Regions from separate parts of the Mus musculus genome. Here region 1 is linked to region 2. A link is a loop called in an ENCODE intact Hi-C map of the cell type or tissue named here. Cell type or tissue: left cerebral cortex. All regions are shown on one strand. Each heading gives the region's core, and the rest is flanking DNA. Links, peaks and the distances in the headings are about the cores only. Region 1 has its middle 93 kb from the start of Vmn2r97. Region 2 holds the start of Vmn2r96 (vomeronasal 2, receptor 96).

Region 1 (8,366 bases), core at 320-8,319, 240 kb before region 2:
TTGTGTACTTTCTGACAACAGTGTTGAGCATCCCAGCTTCCGCCATTGTTGTGAATAATGACTGTCAATTTGAGAGGATTTAAAATTATTATGGAAGCAAATAAACATATGTTTGTAGGAAGAAATATATAGATAAATTTAGCTAAGATGAAACATCCTAGTAAAAATTTAATTGTTACTACTTATTGTAAGAATGTCACAATTGCAGAGAAGATAGAAGAGAGCTGCAGTATTCATTGCATCCTGCATTCAAAGGATGATATATCATTTGTGCACTCTTTCCTATGAAAGCCATGCATATTCAAATATAATGCCCTGCACCCTCACATAGGTCTTTAAGGTCTTTCAAATTATTATTATACTTTCGATCAGATAGCACATATTGAGAATCAAAGGACAATTAACGATGGCTAATGTAGATATTATATGATATTTTAAAGGATAGTATTCCATATAGTGCAAATCATTTTAATGCTTATTTCCTATTTGGTAACATTATATGGAAAGTTATAGAATATTTAGGGGATTGAGACTTGGTGATAAAATCAGGACACTAGTTGGGAATAGAAAAATGGAAATGTTTCCTTAATCCTAGGATACAAATTTTTTTACAGTTCATACTTGGGGATAAAACATTATCTCTCCATTTCCTAAGCCTTTCTCCATTATAACCATTTGTTGTTATTCTTCTATCCTCTGCAGACTCTGATTCTTCTAGAACCACAAAACAAAATATAGTCTGTCTTATAAGTCATTTTGGTCACAGTGTTTGAATGAACAATAAAAAATAATTCTAATAGTGTTTTATGATATTAATCCCCAAAAGAGATTTTCCTCCAGTATATTAACACATGTGTAATTTGGAGATGAAAATTTTCTCTTAGCACCTGTCCCATATGTCATTTTTGACAAATAGAGGAAACATGATCCTCATATGAGTTAGCAATGGGGGATTTATTGAACACTGTATTCTTCCATTGATCTTAATCAAGGAAAATTAAAAGACAGTATACTAGAATTACATTAAAATATTTTATACTGATACTCCAAGTGTAATGGAACTTGAGTCAATAATCATTATATAAGAGAAAACGATTATTTCAATAATATAAGCACAAAGCATTTAGATAATACATAACCCACCTCTGAAAATATTGCTGGCCATTGTATCATCTGTTCAGATAAAGACAACTGTTGACCCTGGGGAGCATTTGCAGAAAAGGATCCTATTTTCACTTTTAATCCAAGACCCTTTGGTAAATTCCAAATGTTAAGAATGTCATACTCTGTATCTATTGTCTGTCTCCAATCTAAACTCCTTTTGTCTTTCACCTCAATATCCTTCAGGAAAGTGTTAAGCTTAAAGAGAAACATAATTTTATATTTCATTGTTCATAAGGGTTAAATTCTGTTGTGAACATCAACATTAATGAAGATTCCATTAATGATGACTTAGTGAAAACCTGACTGTACAGAATACCTTTATTATTGGTCTTCATATGAAAACTTAGAACCAAGTTCAAGTAAGCAATCAATGACAACTGATCTATGAAAAGATGAACTATTTTGAAATTTTGCAATATTCATTTGCATTTAGAATATGTAAGAGCTACAGTGTCCAAAATGAGGATACTGATGTCAAGAAATAATTAAAAGGCGTCATTTCTATATAAACAAACCATCATTGTTTCACATAAGTGTCCCTCTTATAATTTCTTTTGTAGCAAATATATAAAGCAATGAGTACATTAATTGCCTCTATTACCGTAAGAAGGGTGAAAAGCTAGATGTTGATGAAAAGAACTTGGTTTTCACAAAGCATATCTGCTCCTGGTACCTTGCCCATGATTTCAAAACATCATACATTTGAAACTATCCTGACTTCTATCTAAGATTAGAAACACAAACAGTTTTTGATTGTGGAGAAAATAACTGAATTTTACTTTGCCTAAGTTAGTTGTCTTGCAAATCACTTACGCCAGAGTGCTGACAATAAAACACAGTAGAAAGGTAATTACCTGCCATGGAAAGAACACCATCCCATGGTGATTTTCATATGGTTGCATTTGAAGTTGCTGAAGTCTCATCTCATGGAGGCTGTAAGCCACAGCATACACACCATTGTAAATAATTGTGCTCTCTGCATTCATGGCCACATCAAATATGTGACGAGGGAATACATCCAAAGAAGCATTGGTTTGACAGGTTTCCAACACATGACAATTAGTGTCAGAAAATGAGCACTTGAAGAACAAATACCACAGCTTAGGAAGATAAATGTCTTCTGGGTATTTATTGGGATTAACTGTTTGAATAAAATTTTTAAATTCAAAATTCTCTCTATAATTGTGCTTAAAAATGAGGCTCCCATGGAATGAGTCTAACATGAAATAATCTGCTCTGTCAATAACATGATGTTCAATGTTCATGATCCATACATTCCATGTCAATAACCTTTGCTCAATATTCCTCATTATACCTTCCAGCGAATCAATCTCACCATAAATAATTGTTACATTAGTCTCATCCATATTTTCCCAGAATTTGGCAACATATGAAGTCCATGTTTCTGAGGTCATTTTTACAAAAGCTAGGCAGATGCCATTGCTCTCCATCTCTTCCCTAAAATCTGATAGAATTTTATTTCCTTTGTGGTCATCGGGAAGGATGAGACCAACCCATGACCACCTAAAATGAACCATCAATGAAACAATGGCAAGTGAAAGAGATGTGTCTTTGGGGGCCATCTGGTAGATATAAGGATACTGACCATGGTCACTCAGGAGAAGATCATAAGGTCCAAAACTAATCTGAAGCAAATTGGAAAGAAGAAAAAGAATATTAACATCTAAATAAGTTTTATTCCTGAAAGAATAGAAGTCAGGAGAATATTTTAAAGGGACATTACAAATACTACATTTAACTGAATTTTTTTTTAGGCCTCTAAGTTTCAGGGACTTATCTGACTTCATTTACTACATAAATCATTCTCTTAAAAGCAAGAGAAACCTGGATTGACCTCCATGTTCTGAGTATTGCTTTGATGTTTGGATAATTGATCAACCATTCTTTCAATTTAAAGACACCAATAACATGAACAAAGAGAACTGACTCTCAGTTCCCAAAATCCAAATTTTCTCACCTGTGGAAATTTAAAGAGTTGAAGCAATGTCCCAATTTGGGCAGAGGTTATCCATGATGTTCCTGTGAGTGCAGCAGTGAAATTTCTCTTTTTACAATTGTAATTAGGTATATGATTTCCGTCACCAAGAGCTGTGAGCCAATTGAAAGTATTACTATGAATATACTTCCCAATGTATCTGACATTGTAGAAATCAAAACCAAGAGATATGTTGGGTAAAAGATTGGGATTCGCATTGATCTCCTCAATGGCAAATTGCAGAGCGAGAATATACTGGTAGTTCTTAAAGTTATATCTGTTTAAGTAGCATAAAAATGATAAGATAATGATCAACTTTATCATACACATCTACATATTTAGTACAGTAAATTATATACTTTAGTTTGGAATTTATAAAATATGTAATTTAATTGCCTTCCCATGAACAGATGAACTGAATTAGATAAATATGTTAGGTTTAAGCAAGCTCCTTTACCTTTACTACTCATTATTTATTGATCCTTAAAGCATATATTATTTGTATTTCATAGATTGATACTTTACACATTTTGTTTATAAATCAGGAATCATTTTCCCCAAACTATCACATCTACTGGAATGTAGATCTGTGAATCTCTGGGGTCTTCACATATGAAAACCCACTATTTTATTACCAACCCAACAAGTTTTTAAAAACATTATCTTAATTAAATAATATTCTCAAGTTCACTTCATGGCATGTGACCATGGAATCTATTTCTCTGATATAAATTTTTTAGTATTGCAGCATGTATTTACTAATGTCTTAAAGAAACAAAAGAAAGCCTGCTTCTATATGTGAATAGATGTCATTAAATTGTACAGTACATTCCCTTTATATTTTTATCATTCTAGTTATGATGTTTTATGTGTGACTGCATGCACGCATGTCTCTTAGAATGTACATTTGTATGAAGTTCAGAAAGAATACATTCAAGTTAAACAACCACAGTTTTATTCATATTCACCTTACTTATAGTATATGAAATATATATATGTATATGTGTGTGTGTGTAGATAGATAGATAGATAGATAGATAGATAGATAGATAAATGCACTTATGCATTTCGCTCATTTAATATTTAATTTCTTCCTTGGTTTATTCATTAACACAGTGTCTACAACTTGACTCTAATTTGTAGTGCAAATCACACTGATCTTGAACTCAGAAATACCCACTAGTCTCTTATTCTAGACTACTGGGAATAATGTCTAGTTCTAGCATATTTGCCTGCTGGATTTCTTAATTTTCTTAACACATATGCCTAGATCTCTTCATAGGAAACCTGTAGAGATTCTCTTGATTCACTCCCCTACACTCTTTATTTTCACTGGATTACAGGCATGTACTCATATTATTTTGGTAGGTATGAACTCAGTTCATCACAATTGGTGTTTGCTACTCTCTGAAACATCTCTTTATCTGTTTAATTATATGTTTTGATGAAAATATCTTTTACTCTGAAAGGCTCCAAATCCACACATACAGAAGAATATTACTTAATATATCTGTCAAGTGGATCACGGAAAACAAAGCCATTAAGTTTTCATTATATAATTTTTTCTGATCCTCCAGTGCTAAAAATTTAGGTCAAAAGATGTGGAGAGAAACTAAAAACCAGAGATAAACAATAACCTCATGGAAAAAATGAATTCTCAAGACAGGAGTGAAGTTATATTAAGGATCTCACCCTAAATATAATAACATGCAATGATCTGTTGATGTTCAAGTGAATCAAAACAGTAGTAAGGAAAATGGAAGTCAGCATGAACTCTGAACCCTAACTAAGTGAGAATTCTTAGTTAGGAATTTATTGCTGTGAGGAGAAACAATGAGCATGACTATTCTCATAAAGGAAGATATTTAACTGGAGCTAGCTTATGTAGTCTCCTCTCCCCCAGCATGAAACCTGCTTGCTCAGGGGTGGAGCTTCCTGCTCATTCGTTCTGTCACGCCCACTGCTGGACCGTGCCACTTTATTGTTGGTGCCACCATGTGCTCATCCTACTACTGGACTCCGAGATTATTCGGCGGGAATCGGGTCCCCTCCCTCTTCTTTTATAACTGAGTGTTGCAACAGTAAAAATTGAGCTTTGATCAGAATGACTGTCTTAACTACATTTCTTTATCTGGCAACCTGGCCCCTCTTCTCTTCCAGGTTTCCAAAATGCCTTTCCAGGCTAGAACCCAGGTTGTGGTCTGCTGTCCGGACACAACAAGCTTACAATTTTATAGTTTTAGTCTATTATTGTCATGGTGGAAACCATGGTTTTATTCCTGCAGAAATGGTCTTTAAAATTCATCTGACAGTTTTACATCCTTAATCCACAGGCACCAAAACTAGAAACTTGAGCACTCTGACTAGACTTGTTCTTCTTAGAAGTGTAACTCCACCAACAAATTGACACACTTTCTTTCACAAGTCCATGCCTACTCTAAGGAAACATATCCTAATAGTGCCACAATGCATGGTGAAACATCTAAACAGAATAGTCTATGTAGCCATTCCTGTACAATCCAGTACATTCTACTTCTTGACGATGATAGTGTTATAGCCATAAACTAGTACAAAATTAATTAAGTCCACTTTAATTTCCATAATCTAAAAGAGCCTCGGGTTTGTTTGAAGTCCAAAGTTCAAAGTTTCTTCTGAAATTTATGTAAAAAATGCAATATAATCCCATGAAAAATATAAATAAATATGTATAACACATACTTCCAACTTATAATGGAACACAATATCATTTAAATTTGAGAAAAAAAAAGACAGTCAGAAAATAATGTACCAAAGCAAGATCAAATACAAGCTGAGCAAACTCCAAACACTACAAGTCCATGTCTGATTATAATTTATCTTTACATGTACAATTACTTTCATCTCTATTAAATTCAAAATACTTCTTTCTCTTGGGCTTTTTCCAATCCAAGTTATCAGTGCCTGTGGGCAGTTATACCACAGCTCTGTCATCTTCAACATTCAGGCATCTCCTTTGGAGTTTGACAAAATGGATCTTCTATGTCTCCTGACACAGACATCCCTGTTATAATACTGACCTTAACAAATGCCCTTAGTCACAGAGAAAGATGCCAGAATACCTTTTTTCAATGCTTAACTGTTAATGCCAGAACCACATGGCTGATCCTGCTAAGTTATGTTACTTTCAAGAAAAATAACATGTCTCCCTTGGAAAAGTAAATCTTTACCAATTTTCTATTCTGTGGTTTTCTTTTACTTTCTGAATTAGTATATCCTGAAACTCTGTCTGTAGACAAGATTGGTGGCCTTAAACTACTTCTCACAAATATGAAGCATAGTTGGGAAGAATTTTGCCAAGATATTTTCACTACCACCACCCCCCTTTTTTTCATTTTGCATTATTCTTTCTTTTGATATGTGTATGTGTTTGAACAAAGGAATTAGGTCAATGGCAGTTTTTAGTATTATTAGTACAATTTCTCCACAGTCTGTATATTGTGAATTTTTGTTATTTAGATTTGTACATTTCTCTATGTATCTTCATATGCTTGAATATAAATGACCACATGACAATACAATAAAAGGCTGTGTTGAGATTTTCTTTTCCAGTGGAATTGATCAGTAACCCTATTCTTTAACTTCAGGGTCACTTTCTGAAAGTCAAAATGAAGCATCATTCTTTTCCAATATATCTAAAGAAAAACACTAATTCTCAAATCCTTTTGTCTACTTGACTCAACCATTCAGAAGTCAAATTACACTCAGCAACATTTTTTTTTTGCACATACTTCATTGGTTGTCTCATTAAGCATAACTTAAAGTATTTCATTGTTTTCCTTTAAAAAAGGGCCAAAGTCAATCTTCCTCAAGAATAAATAAGAAAGTAACTAAACAAATGAATAAGTATTTAACCAGAAATCAAAAAACAGAAAACAAACAAACAACAAAAAAAAAGCCCTTCAAAATAAGAACCCTTTTTCTAACATCAACTTTTGTCGTCTTTGTGTTTGGTGGATGTGAAGACTCACAACAACCATAATATGTCTTATGAAGGACAACTTACACTTTCAGAGATCTTGTCCATTTAATCCTGGTGGGAAGCATTGCAATGTGCAGACAGAAATGGTCTTCGACAAGAAGCTGTGAGTTATACATTTTTATCATCAAGCAGCAGAAGTGAAGGCCCTAGACAAAACTGAACTTCTTAGAGTTCTAAATCACCATTTTATAGGAACACAGCAACTCTACAAAGGCCACAGCTACTCCTAGAAGACCACTCAGTGTGACCCAGGCATTCACATACCTGAATCTCTGTGGCACATTTCTACTAACAGCACAAAAGTATTGCTATTTGATAATTTCTGAAAGCAGAGTCAGGTTTCTTCAATGTGGTTTCTCCCAGATAAATCTTATTCTGGGATGGCTGAGCCTCAAAGATACCAAGGGAATACACAGTGATCTTGATTAAGAATTGTATTAAACTTTGTCAGGAGCAGTGTTTCTGAGTGCAGAGGTGATTTCATTATGTTGTAAGATTTTTCTAATTTACCTTCCTAAAAACATCAAAAATATTTTGTTATTGAATTAAATTGATCCTCAGCTCCATGCCTTGGACCAGAAAACATACTGGGAACTTGAAAATGTCCAATAGAGAAAAGGCAACCTCTAAATTGAAGCAAGATTTGTAGTTCTGAAAGTTTGGGCTAAAATGTTAAAATAACTATTAAAAACTGGACACTTTTTAAAAGTGGTTTGTTCTTAGTATTTAAAAGCTGAAAACTACTGTCATAGACTCCATTGGTTATGTAAAGTTTTCTTGTGTGAGTAAAATCATTTTAAGTTCTTAATGATTGAGGTAACCTGTTTGAGAAGGAGTCAGAATATAAATATTTCTGTGGAGGTTGAGTCTTGTACTGCCAAGGTTTGCTTGATGCAGCTGTTAGAGAGGTATCCATTGTCAAATGGATTGGTTGCCTGAGGTTGTAGAATTCCAATATTGTTTAAGCGGCATGAGGTAGGTTCCTCAAAGTTTCCCTGCCTTGATAAGATTCATATATTATTAGGGATTACAGTAGCACCAAATAAGGCAGTTACATTTTTATGAAAGCTAGTCTGGCACTCTTTCTGCCACCTGTACCCTTTCATGCCAGGTGGATATCCAGTTGGATTTCTGTTCTCAGTGGAGCCAGAAGCATTAAAATTTATTGCACCTCCTGCCTTACTGAGA
Region 2 (8,366 bases), core at 354-8,353:
AGAGTATTTGTAGTAATAAGGGATGGGATGCTGGTGTAGCTAAGAGAAATTCCCAGATGCCTGGAAAGCAAGAGACGCCATGGATCCATTGGGGATGACATTAGTTGATATAGCCCACAATGCAGAGAGAGAACTTTAGAGGCCATATTCATAGTGTAGGCAAGGCCCTTGTATGAAGGATGGGGGAACCAAGCCATCTAAAAGAATATGAACCAAAATTTAGTCTTATCTAAATAAAATACAAAGTCAAAGAGTTGAGCAGAGACTGAGAGAAAGGTCAAACAGAGACTGTCCCACCTGGTGATACATCAGAAATACAATCACCAAAGAAGACACTATTGTTAATGCCAAGAAATGCTTGCAGACAGAGTCAGATGTAGCTGTCTCCTGACAGTCTCTGCCAGTGCCTTACCAATATAGATGAGGATGATTGCAGTCAACCATCTGACTGAGTATAGGGACCCCAATGTGGTAGTTAAGGACTGAAGATCTGAAAGGGTTTGCAACCCCAAAGGTAAAACAACAATAGCAATAATAAAGAATCCCCAGAGCCCTCAGGTACTAATAAACCAACCAAAGAATATGCATATAGGAATCCTCGGCTCCAGCAGTATATGTAAGAGACTATGACCATATCTAGCATCAGTAGGAAGAGAGTGCCTTGGTCCTTTCAAGGCTTGATGCCCAGCCTTCAGAGCAGAATGACATCACTAGGGCGATGATGCAGGAGTATGGGTGTAGGAGGAACACCTTCATAAAATCTGGGGATGGGGGATGTGAAATGGAGTTTACAAATGAGAAACAGTGAAGGGGGATAACATTTGAAATGTAAATATATAAAATAACCAATATAAATTTTTAAAAGGAATTTAAAATTTTTAAAGATAATGCCCCAGAGAAGATAAAAGTGTTTGAATTTTGATCTGACAATTATCACAGTACTAAAAAAATTGGGATCTTAATGAATTAAGGACATATTGTGAAACATTAGTGACTAGGAGTATGATATTGGAATCCATGGGGTCTATCTAGCCTAAAACTAATTTTGTACTTTCTGACAACAGTGTTGAGCTTCTCAGCTTCCGCCATTGTTGTGAATAATGAATGTCAATTTGAGAGGATTTAAAATTATTATGGAAGCAAATAAACATATATTTGTAGGAAGAAATATATAGATAAATTTAGCTAAGATGAAACATAATAGTAAAAATTTAATTGTCACTACTTATTGTAAGAATGTCACAATTGCAGAGAAGATAGAAGAGAGCTGCAGTATTCATTGCATCCTGCATTCAGAGGATGATATATCATTTGTACACTCTTTCCTATGAAAACAATGCATATTCAAATATAATGCCCTGCACTCTCACATAGGTCTGTAAGGTCTTCCAAATTATTATTATACTTTCGATCAGATAGCACATATTGAGAATCAAAGGACAATTAAGGAAGGCTAATGTAGACATTACATGATATTTTAAAGGATAGTATTCCATATAGTACAAATCATTTTAATGCTTATTTCCTATTTGGTAACATTATATGGAAAGTTATAGAATATTTAGGGGATTGAGACATGGTGATAAAATCAGGACACTAGTTGGGAATAGAAAAATGGAAATGTTTCCTTAATTCTAGGATAAAATATTTTTTACAGTTCATACTTGGGGATAAAACATTATTTCTCCATTTCCTAAGCCTTTCTCCATTATAACCATTTGTTGTTATTCTTCTATCCTCTGCAGACTCTGATTCTTCTAGAACCATAGAACAAAAAATAGTCTGTCTTATAAAAGTCACTTTGGTCACAGTGTTTGAATGAACAATAAAAAATAATTCTAATAGTGTTTTATGATATTAATCCCCAAAAGATATTTTCCTCCAGTACATTAACACATGTAATTTGGAGATAAAAATTTTCTCTTAGCACCTGTCCCATATGACATTTTTGACAAATAGAGGAAACATAATCCTCATATGAGTGAGTAATGGGGGATTCATTGAACACTGTACTCTTCCATTGATCTTAATCAAGGAAAATTAAAAGACAGTATACTAGAATTACATTAAAATATTTTATACTGATACTCCAAGTGTAATGGAACTTGAGTCAATTATCATTATATCAGAGAACATAATTGTTTCAATAATATAAGCACAAAGCATTTAGGTAAAACATAACCCACCTCTGAAAACATTGCTGGCCATTGTATCATCTGTTCAGATAAAGACAACTGTTGTCCCAGGGGAGCATTTGCAGAAAAGGATCCTATTTTCACTTTTAATCCAAGACCCTTTGGCAAATTCCAAATGTTAAGAATGTCATACTCTGCATCTATTGTCTGTCTCCAATCTAAACTCCTTTTGTCTTTCACCACAATATTCTTCAGGAAAGTGTTAAGCTTAAAGAGAAACATAATTTTATATTTCATTGTTCATAAAGGTTAAATTCTGTTGTGCACATCAACATTAATGAAGATTCCACTAATGATGACTTAGTGAAAACCTGACTGTACAGAACAGCTTTATTATTGGTCTTCAAGTGAAAACTTAGAACCAAGTTCAAGTAAGCAATCAATGACAACTGATCTATGAAAAGATGAACTTTTTTGAAACCTAGCAATATTCATTTGAATTTAGAATATGTTCAGAGCTACAGTGTCCAAAATGAGGATACTGATGTCAAGAAATAATTAAAAGGCATCATTTCTATATAAACAAACCATCATTGTTTCACATAAGTGTCCCTCTTATAATTTCTTTTGTAGCAAATATATACAGCAATGAGTACATTAATTGCCTCTACTACCATACGAAGGCTGAAAAGCTAGATGTTGATGAAAAGAACTTGATTTTCACACAGCATATTTGCTCCTGGTACCGTGCCCATGATTTCAAAACATCATACATTTGAAACTATCCTGACTTCTATCTAAGATTAGAAACACAACCAGTTCTTGATTGTGGAGAAGATAACTGAATTTTAGATTGCCTAAGTTAGTTGTCTTGCAAATCTCTTATGCCAGAATGCTGACAATAAAATATAGTAGAAAGGTTATTACCTGCCATGGAAAGAACACCATCCCATGGTGATTTTCATATGGTTGCATTTGAAGTAGCTGAAGTCTCATCTCATGGAGGCTGTAAGCCACAGCATACACACCATTGTAAATAATTGTGCTCTCTGCATTCATGACCATATCAAATATGTGACGAGGGAATATATCCAAGGTAGCATTGGTTTGACAGTTTTCCAACACATGACAATTAGTGTCAGAAAATGAACACTTGAAAAACAAATACCACAGCTTAGGAAGATAAATGTCTTCTGGGTATTTATTGGGATTAACTGTTTGAATAAATTTGGTAAATTCAATATTCTCTCTATAATTGTGCTTAAAAATGAGGCTCCCATGGAATGAGTCTAACATGAAATAATCTGCTCTGTCAATAACATGATGTTCAATGTTCATGATCCACACATTCCATGTCAATAACCTTTGCTCAATATTCCTCATTATACCTTCCAGTGAATCAATCTCACCATAAATAATTGTTACATTAGTCTCATCCATATTTTCCCAGAATTTGGCAACATATGAAGTCCATGTTTCTGGGGTCATTTTTACAAAAGCTAGGCAGATGCCATTTCTCTCCATCTCCTCCCTAAAATCTGATAGAATTTTATTTCCTTTGTGGTCATTGGGAAGGATGAGACCAACCCATGTCCACCTAAAATGAACCATCAATGAAACAATGGCAAGTGAAAGAGATGTGTCTTTGGGGGCCATCTGGTAGAGAGAAGGATACTGACCATGGTCACTCAGGAGAAGATCAAAAGGTCCAAAACTAATCTGAAGCAAATTGGAAAGAAGAAAAAGAATATTAACATCTAACTAAATTTTATTCCTGAAGGAATAGAAGACAGGAGAATATTTGAAACAGACATTACAGATACTACATTTAACAGAAATTTTTGTTAGGCCTCTAAGTTTCAAGACTCACCTGGCTTCATTTACTACGTAAATAATTCTCTTAAAAGCAAGAGAAACCTGGATTGAACTCCATGTTCTGAGTATTGCTTTGAGGTTTAGATAATTGATCAACCATTCTTTCACTTTAAAGACACCAATAACATGAACAAAGAGAACTGACTCTCAGTTCCCCAAATCCAAATTTTCTCACCTGTGGAAATTTAAAGAGTTGAAGCAATGTCCCAATTTGGGCAGATGTTATCCATGATGTTCCTGTGAGTGCAGCAGTGAAATTTCTCTTTTTACAATTGTAATTAGGTATATGATTTCCGTCACCAAGAGCTGTGAGCCAATTGAAAGTATTACTATGAATGAACTTCCCAATGTGTCTGACATTGTAGAAATCAAAACCAAGAGATATGTTGGGTAAAAGATTGGTATTCGCATTGATCTCCTCAATGGCAAATTGCAGAGCGAGAATATACTGGTAGTTCTTAAAGTTATATCTGTTTAAGTAGCATAAAAACGTTAAGATAATGATCAGCTTTATCATACACATCTACATATTTAATACAGTAAATTATATACTTTAGTTTGGAATCTATAAAATATGTAATTTAATTGCCTTATCATGAACAGATGAACTGGATTAGGTAAATACATTAGGCTTAAGCAGGCTCCTTTACCTTTACTACTCATTATTTATTGACCCTTAAGGCATATATTATTCATATTTCATAGGTTGATTCTTTACACATTTTGTTTATTAATCAGGAATCATTTTCCCCAAAATATCACATCTACTGGAATGTAGATCTGTGAATCTCTGGGGTCTTCACTTATGAAAACACACTATTTTATTACCAACCCAACAAATTTTTAAAAACATTATCTTAATTAAATAATATTCTCAAGTTCACTTCATGGCATGTGACCATGGAATCTATTTCTCTGATATAAATTTTTTAGTATTGCAGCATATATTTACTAATGTCTTAAAGAAACAAAAAAAAAGCCTGCTTCTATATGTGAATAGATGTCATTAAATTGTATAGTACATTCCCTTTATATTTTTATCATTCTAGTTATGATGTTTTATGTGTGACTGCATGCACGCATGTCTCTTAGAATGTACAGTTGTATGAAGTTCAGAAAGAATACATTCAAGTTAAACAACCACAGTTTTATTCATATTCACCTTACTTATAGTATATGAAATATATATATATATGTGTATATATGTGTATGTATGTATATATATATATATATATATATATATATATATATATATATAAATGCACTTATTCATTTCACTCTTTTAATATTTAATTTCTTTCTTGGTTTATTCATTAACACAGTGTCTACAACTTGACTCTAATTTGTTGTGCAAATCACACTGATCTTGAACGCAGAAGTACCCACCAGTCTCTTATTCTAGACTACTGGGAATAAAGTTTTGTTCTAGCATATTTGCCTGCTGGATTTCTTAATTTTCTTAACACATATGCCAAGATCTCTTCATAGGAAACCTGTAGAGATTCTCTTGATTCACTCCCCTAAACTCTTTATTATCACTGGATTACAGGAATGTACTCATATTCTTTTGGTAGGTATGAAATCAGTTCACAATTGGTGTTTGCTACTGTCTGAAACATCTCTTTATCTGTTTAATTATATGTTTTGATGAAAACATCTTTTACTCTGAAAGGCTCCAAATCTACACATACAGAAAAATATTACTTAATATATCTGTCAAAGTGTATCATGGAAAAAAATGTCATTAAGTTTTCTTTATTCCTCACAGTTTCCCTGCCTTGATAAGATTCATATATTATTAGGGATTACAGTAGCACCAAATAAGGCAGTGACATTTTTATGAAAGCTAGTCTGGCAGTCTTTCTGCCACTGGTACCCTTTCATGCCAGGTGGATATCCAGTTGGATTTCTGTTCTCAGTGGAGCCAGAAGCATTAAAATTTATGGGACCTCCTGCCTTACTGAGACATTGTTTGCTGTTATGTCCAAGCTTTTTCCCTGAATAATTTTGTGCGCAAAACCTGATTTACTAAATATTCTGTAGTTGATTAATAAGATTTTGGACAGTGTTCTGGCCTCATGAGGTTTTATAATAATTATACCTTGAAAATATGAAGTAGAAATCACAGCAAATGCTTTCAACAAATTTCAGACTTTTAAATTGTCTTTAGCAGAGTTTATCAAGTGGGTGTAGCATTTTCAAAGGACATATCTTTTAAAACAATATCTTTTGCTTCAGAGCCTCTATCAGTTGAACAAGGGTTGTCCTCAGTATATTTTTGGTTTCTTCAATATATTATCAAGCCTTTTGAAAACATGGTATCTCTACTAGGCACCCATCTCCATGCTTCTGGATCTGCAGCTGCATTTTTTACTAGAACTTCTTTTGTCACTTTTTCTGAGGTTTTTCTTCAAAATATCCTCACATTCCCATAAACATTTCATATTTTAATATATTTTTCTCTTTTTTCAGACATCTTAGATAACTTTTCGTCCAAGTTCAGATATATATATATATATATATATATATATATATATATATATATATATATATATATAATTGTTCTTTACTTAGGCCGGCTATGGCTATTTTAAACTAATCATGAGGAGTCATAAGCAATTAAAATGTCAATGGTTCCATAAGAGATCCTTCTTCTGTTTCTTATTCTCCAAACACTCTGGGAAACAGTTTAACAACTTTACTCTGTTGTGGAGTTTGGAGTACACCAGCAGCAGAACCTGTAGACTTCTTTGGTTGCTTTTTATATCTTTGAGGGAGTCTTATAGAATGATTTCTATTTAAATGCTTCAGTGTAAGCCAGTTATTTTTTTTTATATTTTGGTAGTTTCATTTTTTCAGTTTCCTCTTCATAGGTTGATTTTAATTTTTTTTTATTAGCCTGTCCTGAGCTACTTTCGTAGACTTTTATATCAAGGAATAAACATTGTTCTTAGATCCTGATGGAGACAGTATTAATCAATTCTCCTCACAAGGAGGTGAATGTAATGACACCTGAGCACATATGGCTTTTTTGTCATCTGTCAATTACTTCCTAAGCACAGTCCAAATACCAAATGCTGTAAGGGGCACACCTAGTCCTCCATTCTCTGTAATCCAGTTGTTAATATCTAACTCTGTTTTCTCCCATGCATTCATATCTAAAGTTTCCTTTCTTGAAACAAAGGACTGACCATTTTTACAAACTGAAGAATGTAAGTCAAGTGGCTGGCGTTAAACTTAATGACTTTTCTTCTTTTAGAGTATTCTTAATAACATCTGTAAAGAACTCTCTGTTGGTAGAATCAATTTGTTCTGTCCTGATAGATACATGAAATGCTCACAAGCCAGATCTGATGGCTCCTGATCTAAGGATGTTGCTGACAAATCCCAATAGAACTGCTGGGAGAACTGCCTTGTTACAGCAGGCAATTAAGGATAGAGTAATGGCTCCTGCCCTACTGTAGGCACTGGTGGTACTCAACTAACACAAACAGGTTCTGATAGCACCTACTATGGGTTTTGCTGATGGCAGCAGGCAATTTCAACTCAGTTCTGATGATTCATGGTATAAAGCAGGTGATGATGGTACCCAAAATCAGCCTCTGCTGATTGCATTAGACAATATCAACTCCTATTTCTCACCCTCCATAACCACACACTCCATGATCAAGGGGTTTGCAAAGTTCAGCTGAGAGTCTTATCTGTGTTGACATATCTTCTTCAAAATTCCTGTTTCAAAGAGGGGATTTAGATTATGGGACCCCACGACCTAGAGACGGTGTAGACAATGTACAGGGTAGGACTCAAGTATGACTTTAAGTGTGAGGGTCTCCAGACATTCTAGATTTCATACTATGCTGAAATGCTGATGATAACTTCTTAAAAGTCCTAAAAATGTTCTTGGTCTTTCTGAGGGCAAAAGGCTGTAGATTTAGGAGAATGGCATCTGTAGCCTGGCTATAAATGGTTAAGAAAAGAGTCCTTGATCTATCTCAGCAGAAACTGCACAGCTTGAAATTTTAGTATTCTAGTTGTATGTTTCAAGAACTAGAAGGGACATTTTGAAAAGTGATTTTACAGTTTATTTCTAGGTTCTAACGCATTTCTGATTAATTTATCTAAAGATTAGGGAAGAACATACAGATCCTGAGTGGGCAAGTGAAAAAAAAAAAAAAAAAAAAAAAACCTCATTTTCTTCTTTGTCTAAGAATTTTTCTTTCAAAAAAAATAAGAAAAAAAAAACAAAACAAAACAATACAAAACAAAACCACCCCCAACAACATAAATAAATAAATAAATAATTTAATTAATCTCCCCAGTTCCTTTGACTCTTTCCTTTGTTCTCAGCAGTTATAC

The links. A loop is a pair of places that touch in the nucleus more often than their neighbours do. Peaks named below come from ENCODE experiments on the same cell type or tissue, not always from the same donor. Only the 100,000 strongest peaks of a DNase experiment are listed, where the experiment ranks them.
Region 1: a loop joins it to region 2, with 22 times the contacts of the local background. A loop is called at or near these places in 15 of 42 quality-filtered maps.

Annotation. Positions count from the first base shown.
Region 1 is chr17:18,817,621-18,825,986 of GRCm38, reverse strand. It overlaps the pseudogene Vmn2r-ps117. Among named protein-coding and RNA genes, the nearest start is that of Vmn2r97, 93 kb to the left of the region's middle. In left cerebral cortex, for the core only: no CTCF peak of the experiment used is centred there; no DNase peak of the experiment used is centred there.
Region 2 is chr17:18,577,831-18,586,196 of GRCm38, reverse strand. It overlaps Vmn2r96 (vomeronasal 2, receptor 96), which reads right to left and starts at 4,470. Exons shown (of 5, transcript NM_001104547.1): 1 at 4,186-4,470; 2 at 3,063-3,854; 3 at 2,187-2,402. The coding sequence starts at 3,791. In left cerebral cortex, for the core only: no CTCF peak of the experiment used is centred there; no DNase peak of the experiment used is centred there.